Regions from separate parts of the Homo sapiens genome. Here region 2 is linked to region 1. A link is an interaction called in ENCODE POLR2A ChIA-PET data of the cell type or tissue named here. Cell type or tissue: MCF 10A. All regions are shown on one strand. Each heading gives the region's core, and the rest is flanking DNA. Links, peaks and the distances in the headings are about the cores only.

Region 1 (5,000 bases), core at 1-5,000:
GGAGGTACACACTGTGGTTTGACATGTAAATAAATGAATAAGTAATTAAATAAGTAAATGCAGGGAGGGAATAAATAGGATGCTACAATTGAGAAATAGGGAATCTGCTTGAAGTCAGGGAAGGCCTTTGTGAAAATGTGATGGTAACATTCTGAAACACAAGAAAGAGTCTACGGTTGGGAGGGTTGGGAAGGAGCATTCCTGACCGAGGAATAGCAGATTCAAAGCCTCCAAGGGAAGAAATAACTTGACACTTCATTGGGCCAGACAGAAGGAAGGACAAGGTAATTAGATTGTAGCGAGGTGGGGAAGAGAGGTGGGCCAGGGCTGATCTGGAGACCATGTTGCTAGTAAGATGGTGTTAGAGATTTTATTGAAGTGCAGCAGAAAGCCAGGGCAGAGTCTGGGGGCAGGAAAGGACCATGATCTGATGTATATTTTAATATCACTGGCTTCTGTGACATTGGAGGGGGTGAGAATAGAAGCAAGAAGACCAATGGGGAGGCTTGTTGGTTGGGTTCAGGCAAGAGATGGTAATAGGGTGAGCTTGGTGTCAACAGTAGAGGTCTCGGAGAGGCTAACAGATTCAGTATGGATTTTGGAATGTGGACTCTTATGGGGCCCTCACCTACCTTTGTTCTGTATTTCTCTCTATTCTATAGAGGGTGTAAGTTACAGTGGTGTTCCCAGATTTGGTCATTACCCAGTTCATAAAATATCAATAAAATAAGGGTATGTTCTTTGCTTTTTAAAAAATAAAATAAGTGATTAAAAGATTTTAAAAGGTATACTTTCTTACCTGGAAAATTATCTTCAGACCCCCATTAGGGTCCAGATACCATTTTACAGCATATTAATCACATTCTAGTTTATTCTTTCAGCAAGGAGATAATGGTGCCTCCTGTGTTCCAGGCACAGAGCTAAGGCATGTTGTTGCAAAGGTGGGCAAGACAATCCCTGCCCTTTAAAAGGTCATGTCCTGGGGCAAAGCAAGCAAGAGCCAAATAAACAGCTAAGTTACTATTCAACTTTGTGGAAAGAACCAGGCTACTGAGTTAGCTTGGGTAGATGGTGGCTAGCAGAGGCTTTGACCACTTTGTTGATGCTGCTGATTTTTCTGTGGTATTTCTGTATTTAATTTCTGTTCTTTTCTATCATCCAGTAATTTCTCACAATTTCTGGTCCATGATGCCTGCCAGTATCTTTTTTTACTGCTTTTGTAGATTCTCTTTCCCACCTTTTAAAATAATGTACACTCAGAAACATCTCAGAACAGAAGCATCAAAGTTTATTTGTATTATTAAGCATAATTTACCACAGTTTGATTTTGGCTCCCTGGTCTGTGAGCATGATTCACCCCACGTGTAGAGACCAGGTCCTTTCTAGCTAGGCTGCTTATTTGCAGTGACCAGTCTGGGTTTAAAAATATAAGTACAATAATTTGGTGTTAAAGGATTTTAATCCTCATATCAGAGAGTCAGGTTAAACTCCTTCTTAGGAAGATATGAATTCTGCTTTTTAAAAAATGATTTTAGACTATATCTAGGATTCGATCCCAATTGTTACAAGGAATGTCTAAGAGGTTGCGTTGTTTGATAATTGCAGTTAACTTAAGTGTGTGGGACATCCTGAATGCTGTTCTTAGCCTTAAAAATGGACTAATATTTCAAGTGAATCTGAATTGCTTTTAATTTTTTTAATTGTCCAAGGAAGATAGTGCTTCACAGTTTCTGAAAGTCATCTATCTCCCAATAAAGAGCCCTTTTCTCTGTGTTAGAGTTAACAAACATGTTTGTGTTTGCAGTTATTTTGATAATAAAAAACTTCATCAATTACAGAAGTATTTATATTGAGTTTACATTTGGAATATTTTGTAGTATGAACTGAAAAATTAGAAGTAAATACTAACTTTTCTGTTATTGTTATTGAATTATATGGGATATTTTAATCACTATTAATCTCCTGAGTTAGGTGTTACTCTTTTTTCTTTAACAGCAATTCGATGATCTAAATAGTTGAGTAAATAACCCAAAGTTGCATGGCCAATAAGTAACAGGATTATGGTTTGAACCTATTTGTACGTACCAGAGTATGTGTATTCCACAGCTCAAGAGAAAGAAAATGGATATAAAAAGGAAGACTTACTGTACACCAAATGGAATTTGGCATTGAAATGTTGTCTTTTATTTATTTGTACAGTAGTCCCCTATTATCTGTGGGAGTATGTTCCAAGACCCCCCGTGGGTGCCTAAAACCTCAAATAGCACTCAACCTTATATCCACTACGTTTTCTGGAGCTAATACCCTAAATGACTAAGTGACTAATGGGCGAGGAGGGTAGACAGGGCGGGTACACTGGACTAAGGGCTGATTCATACAATGAGGTTTCATCATGCTGCTCAAAATGGCATGAAATTTAAAACTTACGGACGGTTAATTTTTGGAATTTTCCATTTAATATTTTCAGACTGCAGTTGACTGTGGGTAACTGAAACCTCAGAAAGCTAAACCGCGGATAAAGGGGGATTTCTGTATGTTCTCAACCCAGTGTGCTCTGGAGCTCAACTTAGAGCTATTTTTAGTGGTACCGGAAAAAGCAAGTGCTTAAAAATATCAAGTCTGTCATTGACTCTCTGTGGTCACTAGCTTGGTGTGGAGTGGGTGGCTTCCTTCCCATTCCCATTTAAATTTTAGGTTAGGTCATTGTGCATCAGCACAGAACTATGATTTAAAGGGGACTTACTGTGTTTTTCTTTTGAAATTGACACCATAATGTTATTTTTGTGCCTAATCTAAGTAATTACTATGTGGCAATAATAAAATCATTTTCAGAATACTCTATAAGTAGCTGAAAAGTTTCAAGGTATTGTGTATTTAGCACAAAAGTAAACAATGCAAACAACTGTAAAGTTAGAGACACTAAGGAAATAAGGTGTACAGACTTATGTTTGCTCCCAGGGAAGGGGTAGAAAGGATTGGGAGTGGTGTGAAAAGAGTAGGATTCTACCAGGATTCCAAAAAGAATGCATTGTAACTCTGTGTCAGGAATACAACATTAATTTCAGCATGACACAGCAATAAATATTTAAAATCAGTCTGTCAATTTCTACCAAAAAAAGCCTCCTGGGATTTTGATAGGGATTGTGTTGAATCTGCAGATCAGTTTGGGGAGTGTGCCATCTCACCAGTGTTGTCTTCAAATCTATAAACATGAAATATCGTTCTGTTTATTTAGATCTTCTTTAATTTCTCTCAACGGTATTTTGCAGTTTGTAGCATATAAGTTTTGTACTACTTTTGTTCAGTTTATTACCAAGTATATAATTTTTTTTGGTGCTGTTGTGAATGGAATTATTTTCTTAATTTAATTTTGGAATTGTTTTTTCCTGATGTATAGAAATGCAATTGATTTTCTAATATTGATCTTGTATCTAGCAACCCTTTAAAACTTGTTTATTAGTTCTAAGAGTTTTTGTGGATCCCTTAATTAGTATTTTCTACTAAGGATCATTTTATCTGTAAATAAAGTTTTACTTCTTCTCTTCCATTCTTGATGCTTTTTGTTTGTTCAGTTTTTGCCTTCCGGCCTTTGCTAGAATCTCCAGTATATTGTTGGGTACCAATGGAAACACTCAGCCTCCTTGCCTTGTAGGCACAAGGGGGATTTAAGGGGAAAGCACTCAGCCTGTCACCATTAACGTAGTGTTCCATACGTTCTCAGCTAGAGGTGTTTTGTAGATGCCCCTTATTGGTTGAAGGAGTTGCCTTTTGTTCCTAGTTTGTTGAGAGTAGTTATCATGAGTGGATTTTAGATTTTGTGAAATGCTTTATTCTTATTCCATGAACATGTGTATTACATTGATTTTTCAGCTGTTGAACCAACCTTACATTTCTAGCATCAGACCCACTTGTGGGGAAGAGAGGTGGGCCAGGGCTGATCTGGAGACCATGTTGCTAGTAAGACGGTGTTAGAGATTTTATTGATGTGCAGCAGAAAGCCAGGGCAGAGTTTGGGGCAGGGAAGGACCGCCATCTGACGTATATTTTAATATCACTTTGACTTCTGTGTAGAAAATAGATTGGAAGGGGTGAGAATAGAAGAAGACGACCAATGGGAAGGCTTGTTGGTTGAGTTCAGGCAAGAGATGGTAATAGGCTGAGCTTGGTGTCAACAGTAGAGGTCTCGGAGAGGCTAACAGATTCAGTATGGATTTTGGAGTGTGGCCTCTTATGGGGCCCTCACCTACCTTTGTTCTGTATTTCTCTCTATTCTATAGAGGGTGTAAGTTACAGTGGTGTTCCCAGATTTGGTCATTACCCAGTTCATAAAATATCAATAAAATAAGGGTATGTTCTTTGCTTTTTAAAAAATAAAAAAAATGATTAAAAGGTTTTAAAAGGTATACTTTCTTACCTGGAAAATTATCTTCAGACCCCCATTAGGGTCCAGATATCATTTTACAGCATATTAATCACATTCTAGTTTATTCTTTCAGCAAAGAGATAATGGTGCCTCCTGTGTTCCAGGCACAGAGCTAAGGCATGTTACTGCAAAGATGGGCAAGACAGTCCCTGCCCTTTAAAAGGTCATGTCCTGGGGCAGAGCAAGCAAGAGCCAAGTAAACAGCTAAGTTACTATTCAACTTTGTGGAAAGAACCAGGCTGCTGAGTTAGCTTGGGTGGATGGTGGCTAGCGAGGCTTTAACACTTTATTGATGCTGCTGACTCTTTTGTGGTATTTCTGTATTTAATTTAATTTCTGTTCTTTTCTATCATCTAGTAATTTCTCACAATTTCTGGTCCATGATGCCTGCCAGTATTTTTTTTACTGCTTTTGTAGATTCTCTTTCCCACCTTTTAAAAAAATGTACACTCAGAAACATCTCAGACCTACTTGTTCATGATAAATAATCATTTTAAGTGTTGCTGGCTTTCATTTGCTAATATTTTGTTAAGGACTTTTGCACTTATGTTCATGAGGGATATTGGTCTGTAGATTT
Region 2 (7,901 bases), core at 1,448-6,447, 380 kb after region 1:
CACTCACTCTTGTAGAACTCAGTGCCGTTGAGATGAGGAGCTTAGATGAGTGGAACTAGTGTTTGAAGTCTTCACTGCTTTTGAAGACATGCCAGGAGATTGCATGAAGATGATGCCATGGAGTAGGTAGGGTCCAGGCCAAACTATGTCATACTGTATTCTTTCACCTAGTGATTGGACTTATGAAGTTCCAGACTAAATATTAAAGAAGAAATTAAGTCCAAAGTAGATCTCTATCTCGAAAAGTCATTAAATTTATAAACTTGATGCTGAGACTAAAATATATTCCGAACTGGCATACATTGATTTTCCACATTCCTCAGAGTACATCTGTAATTACAGAACCTCAGAGATAAATATATTAGGTCCTTGAAGACTTTAAAATACATACCTAAAAACTTATAAACAGCCATTTATATTATTTAAAACTTAATCAATTAAAAATGCAGAACTTTATGTGCCAGAACCAAAATATAATCAGAAGCACAGTCCGTTACAACTTAGAAAGTTGTTCAGCTTGCCTTGAGCTCTAAAGTATAATTGTGGATGACTCTGATCCGAAGTGCAGAAGGACAGGTGCCCTGGGGCCTGCACTAAAGACTGTACTGTTAAGACCAGCGACAGATTCCTTTAGAAGCCGAGCAATACTAGAACAACTTGACTTCATGAAAGCTGCAGTAGACTAGGCTATGGATTAGAAGGAATAAAAATATGTATCTTTTTTCCCACCAGTTATATAGAAATTTGGGACAGAGGGTTTCTTAGGACAATAAGGATATTATCTTATATTTGTGTAGTACTTCAGTTATGAAAGCACTTCTGACATAGTAACCTCATTTGATTCTCACAGTAGCTGTGCAAGGCAGCCAGGACAAAGATTGCTATATCTTCTTTATTTGACAATGAAGAAGTTCAGAGAGGTCAAATTATTTTCCCAATGCCTAGGAAATGGTGAATCTGGGACAGAAACTCAGGCAATACATCCACATCCACATGATCTTTCTCACATCTTCTAACCTAGGTTAGAAAGTAGAAATTAAAAAGAAATAAACTGAGATCAGGATCCTCATCGAATGTTTGTAAGTGTCTACATCTAGCCAAAGGCCTTTTTGTCTGATGTACCCTTTTGAAAATTGTGATAGAGAAAATGGAATCACATTCTAACTCTTCATAATCTCAAAGGCACTGAATTATACTTTACTGATTTGGCTCAGACCCCCGAATGTCAGTTATCAGGCTGTAACATAATTTATAAAAAACAAATAGAGTTGTGCTGTGGCTTTCTTATGTGCTAGTGACACAGAGTCTGTTGTGTTCCTCTGATCTTTGATTTTCAAAAACCGTTACCTTAAGCCAGTTTGGCGAGAAACTGCTTCTGTCGTACTCCTACACGTTAAGGACAATGACTGTCTTAGACTAACTGGATTATTTAATAGTTGAATTTTTTTTATCCATTCCCAGCATGGATAGGATGCTACACAGATGCATCCAGTTGGCAAAAAGCATTTAATATTGCTCTTCCACTGCCCTGTCGGCAGTACTTGATTCAAAATTCTCTACTCAAAGCCTCTGCTACAGAAGGCCAGGGGACTATGAAGGGATACATGTCCGAATCTGTTGTTAAAAAATAGGTCAACTGCATGATTGGAGAGAAAGAAATAAGAATACAAGCTGCACCCAATAAGCCATGACTTCAAACCGTGTTAACACGTAAATAATACCGCAAAGAAAAGTAGTTTTGATTCCTATACTCATAGACGTACAATCCCTATATATACAGATGACCTTTGCCATCATCAGGTATTTAAAACCTACACATACTTCATTTAGGGGAGTCTGACAGTATTTGTAGTGGCATCAAGTCCTCATTTTGTGCAACAAATAGAAGTGCTAATGCCTGTAACAGAAGTTCCTATTTTAACGTGGGGTGTCTGACACTAATCAACTATTTTAAAAGAATTAATGTAAAAATAGGACCCTTCAAATTAAATATTTAGTTATTCTCACTAGTATTTTTGAAGTTTTCACATCATCAGTGCTTCAGAAAATGACATTCATATGAAACTGTGAAAAATGTCACTTAAATTGAAAGTGATTTTTAAGTCAACATAAATACCACATCAGAACACATTTTCTCTTTTTTGATCTCACAGAATACCCAGAGGATCAGTAGTTCTCAAGCCACTCAACCTCTTGCTACCCCAGTCGTGTCTGTGACAACCCCAAGCTTGCCTCCGCAAGGACTTGTGTACTCAGCAATGCCGACTGCCTACAACACTGGTGAGCCTGCTCTGGTGCCTTCCGTAGGTTTTACCGCTCTCTGTTTTGTGATCAACGTGTGCTTCTGTGATTTTTTTTAAGTATATTTATTGAAATAAACTATTTCCAGTTTTTTAGATTTAAATTAGGATGTATTTTTCAATGTGCTAGCCTTGAAAAAATTACAAACAAAATGGATAGTGTGGATAGTGCGATGAGTAAGTTATTCCGGCTTCTCCAGTGTGAACTTTCACTTAACCCCTGACACAAAGCCACGTGGATGATAGCAAAATGGTGACATGCATCAAGCCAAGAGGGGAGCAGCCTGTTGCTTGAGTATTGCTGATGTAGTTTCTCTTCATACAGTATCACGCTTTTCCAGGCTTTTAAAATAAGATGTTTGTCTTTATGCTGTGTTAACCTGCTTTGGGAAAGACATGAATCCCTTTGGACCTGAGACTTCAGGAGGTGGCCGACGTTTGGCTGTGTCGAACAGGCTGTTTTCCTCCCTGTAACCACTAGCTTGGTCCATGTCATGTGCACCTGAGGGGCAAAACAAGGGCTGTTCTGATTTCTCCTCGGAGCCAGTCACTCTGCCTTTGAGGGGAGCTTTTCCTTCATTTATGTTTATTTAGGCATTTCATCTTAAAATGCCCTAATTTGGGGTTGTATTAGGAAAGTTTAAGAATATTACAGTGATCGTAGGAGTGCTTTTAGCCAAGCAGACTGTATGGAGAATCGAGGGCAGCTGGTTTCATTTAAATTTACCAATCTAAGAAGGAGTGGAAAACACATGTGGTTTCGCTTTCTCATCAGCTGAGCCAAACACCTGATGCTTCAGAGGAAGACGGCAGTAGTTCAATTCTCCCTTGCCCATTACTCAGAGACTGCAATGCAGAGAAGTTATTATGATTCTCCTGAGTGTCATAAGTAGACTGTGGTAAAGATGGTCTGATTTTAGCCTTCAGGGTAAATGCTTTGGCACAGAACTTTGAAACTGCTGTCCGCAGCTACGTGAGGGGACAGAGCGTTGATAACATTTGATTGCCACTTGAATTCTAAGAAGTTCTTTTAAAACAGAATCAACAATAAAAGGTTTTATTGAAAAAAAAAAAGTCTCTTAGGAAATATCCATTACTTTTCCAACCGTTAGTATGAAAAATAATGCCCAAATTTGTCAACTGCATACTATCTTAGGGATTGTGAATCATAGCCTGTTATTAGTGCCTTGCACAGAACAAGGTTCCAGAGTAAAGCCAGGGATGAAGCATTCATAGAAATTCTGTTTCGACGCATTGATCACCTGCTCTGTGAGAGACTGTACTAGGGACATAGCTTTCTCCAAGTTTATTCCAAGTGAGGAGGCAGGACATACCTAAGTGGGTAACCGTGGAGGGGAAGTCCTGAATTGTTGTGATTGTGAATTTATACTCTGAGAATTGAGAAGGGAGGGCAAAGCTATACTGTTCAAAGGTGTATTGGCTGAGAAGAGGGAGCTTGAACTGGGTGTCAGATTATGGTTTACTGACCGTTTCATTACAGGTTTTTCAGTATACTTAGAAATTCCACTATACTTATTTTTAGAAATGCCATTGAATTGGGAATTTATTTTTTAAAAGTATAAAAGAAATTACCAAAGCATATAAAAATGGAGGCAGGCTCTCAAAATCATCAGTCGCTTAGCGTCAGTCTCATGCCACCTTTTGACCGACTTTATCTTTCTTCTCTTTCTCGTAACACTTACTCTGTTTGAAGTTTACCATGTTGTTTTTAACTTATTTCCACATCTATTCAGCAAATATTTATCAGGCAGCTGCTGTGTGGCAGGCACTGTGCCAGGCACTGGAAATGCAGGAGTGCAGTCAGCAGTGAAGCCTGGGGGGAAGGCACAAGACACACAGCTCTAGGGATAAGCTGCTGCAGTTGTGTCAAGGGCTGTGTCTCAGCTCGGACAGGAAGGAACATGCGTGACTCAGCCAGGCAGAGGAGGCAGAGTGCTCTTGGGAGAGGGTGTGCCTGTACAAAGGCTAGGAGTTTGCGGGCGGGACGGGGCTGAAGGAATGGGGACAGAGCGTGGGTGGTTAGAATTGAGACTAGAGAGGTAAGTAATGATTTGTAGACTATGTCAAGGATTTTGGAAACTGTCCGGAGAGCATTGGGGAGCCATAAAAAACTTTTGAAGTAGAGGAGTGCCATGACCATATTTGTTATTTTAAAAAGATGTCTTTGCTGTATATAGGGTTAAAAGGCAATGCCAGGAAGCCACATCAGAGGCTACTGTAGTGGTCCAAGCAATGGGTGCTGATAGCATAGACTAGAGAGGTGGCAGTAGAGATGGTGAGACCTGGGCAGGCTTGAGAGAGAGCAGATAGAATTGCTCAGACCTGGAAATTGATGTTGGGAGTGAGAGGGAAGGGAAGTAGCAAGGATAACACCCATGGGCTTCTGCACGAGCTGCTGGGTGCATGTTGGTGCCATGTACTAAGAGTACTTAAGGAGGAACAGGTTTGCAGGAAAGGATGGGCCATGTCAGATGTGTGGCGTTTGGAGTGGCGTCCAAATGGACATGGCACTAGGTCGTTTAAAAGATCTAGAGGTCGAAGGAGACTGTGGGCCGGAGGGAGCACTGGGGAAGGCGTCAGTGTGACGGGTCCTTGCCCCAGCCCATGGGAGTGTATAGAATGACAAGGGCAGAGTCAGGACAGCCCTGAGCACCAGCTGTGTCGCTTCAACTCCGTTCCTTTTTTAAAATGTTAATTCACTAGGAAGACCAATTTCTTTAAACACCTCTCTTGAGACATGAGAAAGAAGATAAAAGTAGAAGAGTTTTGCCACCTCTCTTTGGAACCAAGTGAGAAAGACAAGTGTTAATGATGAGCTGAAATAACTCCCCGTGTGAGTGATAACTAACGTCCTAAATCTTGGTCCCAGTGATTACGACTGAAGCATTCATATGATATGAGCTGGGTATACTCTAGGACACCGAGTTTTTTCATGAAGTTGAAACTCTTGCATGCTGTCAGGGAGTTTGCGACAGTCTAGGTACTTTAAACAAATGCGCTTACTAATTGTGTAATGATGTCACTGAGCTTGGCACCCCATGTAGGGATTCTGTCTTTCCTGTCCCCTATTCCCTGTCCCCCAACCCCTTGCTTCATTAAGACTTGCTGATTCAAACTCACTCTGGTTGAGGTTGAGTGTTTCTCTTTGTTCCAAAGGGTAGTGGCAGGCATATTTAAAGTAACAATTGTACAGAACACTCTTTAATGATGGCCTCTTATTTGAATCATCCCAGACAAAGAAATATTGCTAGATCCTGTAAATCTTCCAAGAAAAGATTTTGCGGATTTTAGACCCACATGTATGTTGTTTTGTTGTGAAGTATCTGGCTTCTCTCAATGTAGGAACTTTTTATTTTATTTTTTTTTGAGAGGAAGTCTGTTGCCCAGGCTGGATGGAGTGCAGTGGTGCTACCTCGGCTCACTGCAGCCTCTGCCTCCCGGGTTCAAGCAGTTCTCCTGCCTCAGCCTCCCAAGTAGCTGGGACTACAGGCATGCGCCACCACGCCTGGATAATTTTTGTATTTTTAGCAGATACGGGGTTTCACCATGTTGTCCAGGCTGGTCTCAAACTCCTGACCTCAAGTGATCCGCCCATCTTGGCCTCCCAAAGTGCTGGGATTACTGGCATGAGCCAGCATGGCTGGCCTCAATGTAGGAACTTTTGCAGTAGCTACGTAAAAAATAGATTCCGTATGGACCTTCCATCATATGCAGAGCCCTCTTGTCTTCCTTTGTAGATTATTCACTGACCAGCGCTGACCTGTCAGCCCTTCAAGGCTTCAACTCGCCAGGAATGCTGTCGCTGGGACAGGTGTCGGCCTGGCAGCAGCACCACCTAGGACAAGCAGCCCTCAGCTCTCTTGTGTGAGTAACTAGAAGTTTTCCCTGCATCTTTACTCCTGGCCTACACACTCTCTTTTCCTATCAGTGACAGCCTTTTGCTCTGTTGAGTTTCGTGTGAGGAATCCTGTAATGATTCCTTTTCAGGTAGATACAAGTGTCGGGAGAAAATATTTTCTTACATGGCTCTAGACAGTAGCTTGGATACTGACAAACTAGGCATTCCTTGAAGGGATTTGGGGAGCAAGGCTTCTCCCATAGGGACATCCTGAGGTAGAGAGACTCAACCAGGATCTGAAGGGGTCTGAAGGCACAGATACCACCCGCATGCACCATCCTTCTGCCCTCTGACCAGTGATGAAGCTGCCTACTGCACCCCTGCTCCCAAGCACCTGCCTCTGGCTGCACTGCTTGAAAGGCAGCCTGTAGGCATTCAGGCCTCCCTGCCACCCTTGCCATTGACTGCTTTGGTGAGTATCTGTAGACAAGAATAGGAAGACAAGCTGGAGCTTTTGCTTTCTCCCTGGGCCACAGGGAAGGAAAACTGGGGACAGGGTGTCTTATATATCAGTCAGGCTCCATAGGATTTGTGTGACTGATCCCAGCCCAATGCACACACCAAACCTCATTCACAAAGAGAATGTTCCGTATGGGCAGGGTGTAAGGATATAAGCAAAGAGGATTTACAGTGGCGCCCAGATGAGGCCAGACATCCCTGACAGCCGGGAGAAAGAACAGGGCTTTTGTGGAACCAGGATGACAGCAGACCCATGGAGCAGTTGGAGGAGAGTGTCCCAAGAGAGGGGACAACATAGCAGACCCAGCTGGCCTCCATGAAGACTGGCTGCCTTGCCTGTGCTCTGGGCAGTAGGAATACCCCAGGCCCCTAGCCTCTGCCCAGGAAGTCCCCAGAGAGCCTGAGCTCAGCAGTCCCTTTCCCTCATCCATTCTGAAGTAACTGCACAGTGAGGATTGTTGTCAGTGGTCTTCTTAGGAATTATGTCATGGAAAAAGCAGCAGAGTATCTCAGGGAAATTTGCCTACACAGGATTTGGCCCTCAGGCCTGTCCTGAGCATCCTAAATGAATGCACTAAAAATAGTCCTGGAAAAGCAAGTGGAAAGGGCTCAGAGCCCAGGCCCGGGGAACAGCCTGTTTGCGTCCTCCTCTACTGCTCTCAGCCAGCCCCTCATTTCCTCATCTGGAAAATGGGGATGGTGCGACTTGCACCTTAGAGGTGTTGCGAGGATGAGCGATGTTGTGCCCTGTCACAGGGCCAGAGCAGATGGGGAGCAGATGCTGAGGAAGAAGAGGCGGTGAGCAGATGAGGCTGCTGTTCCTCTGTCTTTCTGGTCCCTGCACAGCATTAAGACACTGACATTGTTTTGTATACTTTAGCTGCAAAAGTACCAACGTTGTGGGTAACAGAACCAAGTAACGTAAGGGCTCAACGGTACTGTTTTCTTTCCTCCTAGGAAGATGGGATTTCCTTTTGTGCCAAGCACTGAAGGAAACGACCCAAACCAGTCTTGGGGAACTCTGATAAGATTTCAGACTCTGGGCCCTTTTCCATCAGGCAGTGTCTCTACTGTATCATCCCAGTTTTGCAGAGGTACTTGCAAGCCATCTGACCTCTCTCTTTTTTTTCCTTCAGTGCTGGAGGGCAGTTATCTCAGGGTTCCAATTTATCCATTAATACCAACCAAAACATCAGCATCAAGTCCGAACCGATTTCACCTCC

Evidence for each region. Peaks named below come from ENCODE experiments on the same cell type or tissue, not always from the same donor. Only the 100,000 strongest peaks of a DNase experiment are listed, where the experiment ranks them.
Region 2: POLR2A ChIA-PET joins it to region 1 with 8 read pairs; 3 of 35 experiments call an interaction of 5 or more read pairs at or near these places.

Annotation. Positions count from the first base shown.
Region 1 is chr15:99,321,854-99,326,853 of GRCh38, forward strand. The region is part of intron 5 of LRRC28 (leucine rich repeat containing 28); the gene reads left to right. Among named protein-coding and RNA genes, the nearest start is that of LRRC28, 73 kb to the left of the region's middle. In MCF 10A, for the core only: no CTCF peak of the experiment used is centred there; DNase peaks (open chromatin) are centred at 2,358 and 2,628.
Region 2 is chr15:99,704,576-99,712,476 of GRCh38, forward strand. MEF2A (myocyte enhancer factor 2A) reads left to right here. Exons shown (of 12, transcript NM_001319206.4): 10 at 2,154-2,280; 11 at 6,059-6,185; 12 at 7,815-7,901. Among named protein-coding and RNA genes, the nearest start is that of LYSMD4, 25 kb to the right of the region's middle. In MCF 10A, for the core only: no CTCF peak of the experiment used is centred there; a DNase peak (open chromatin) is centred at 4,206.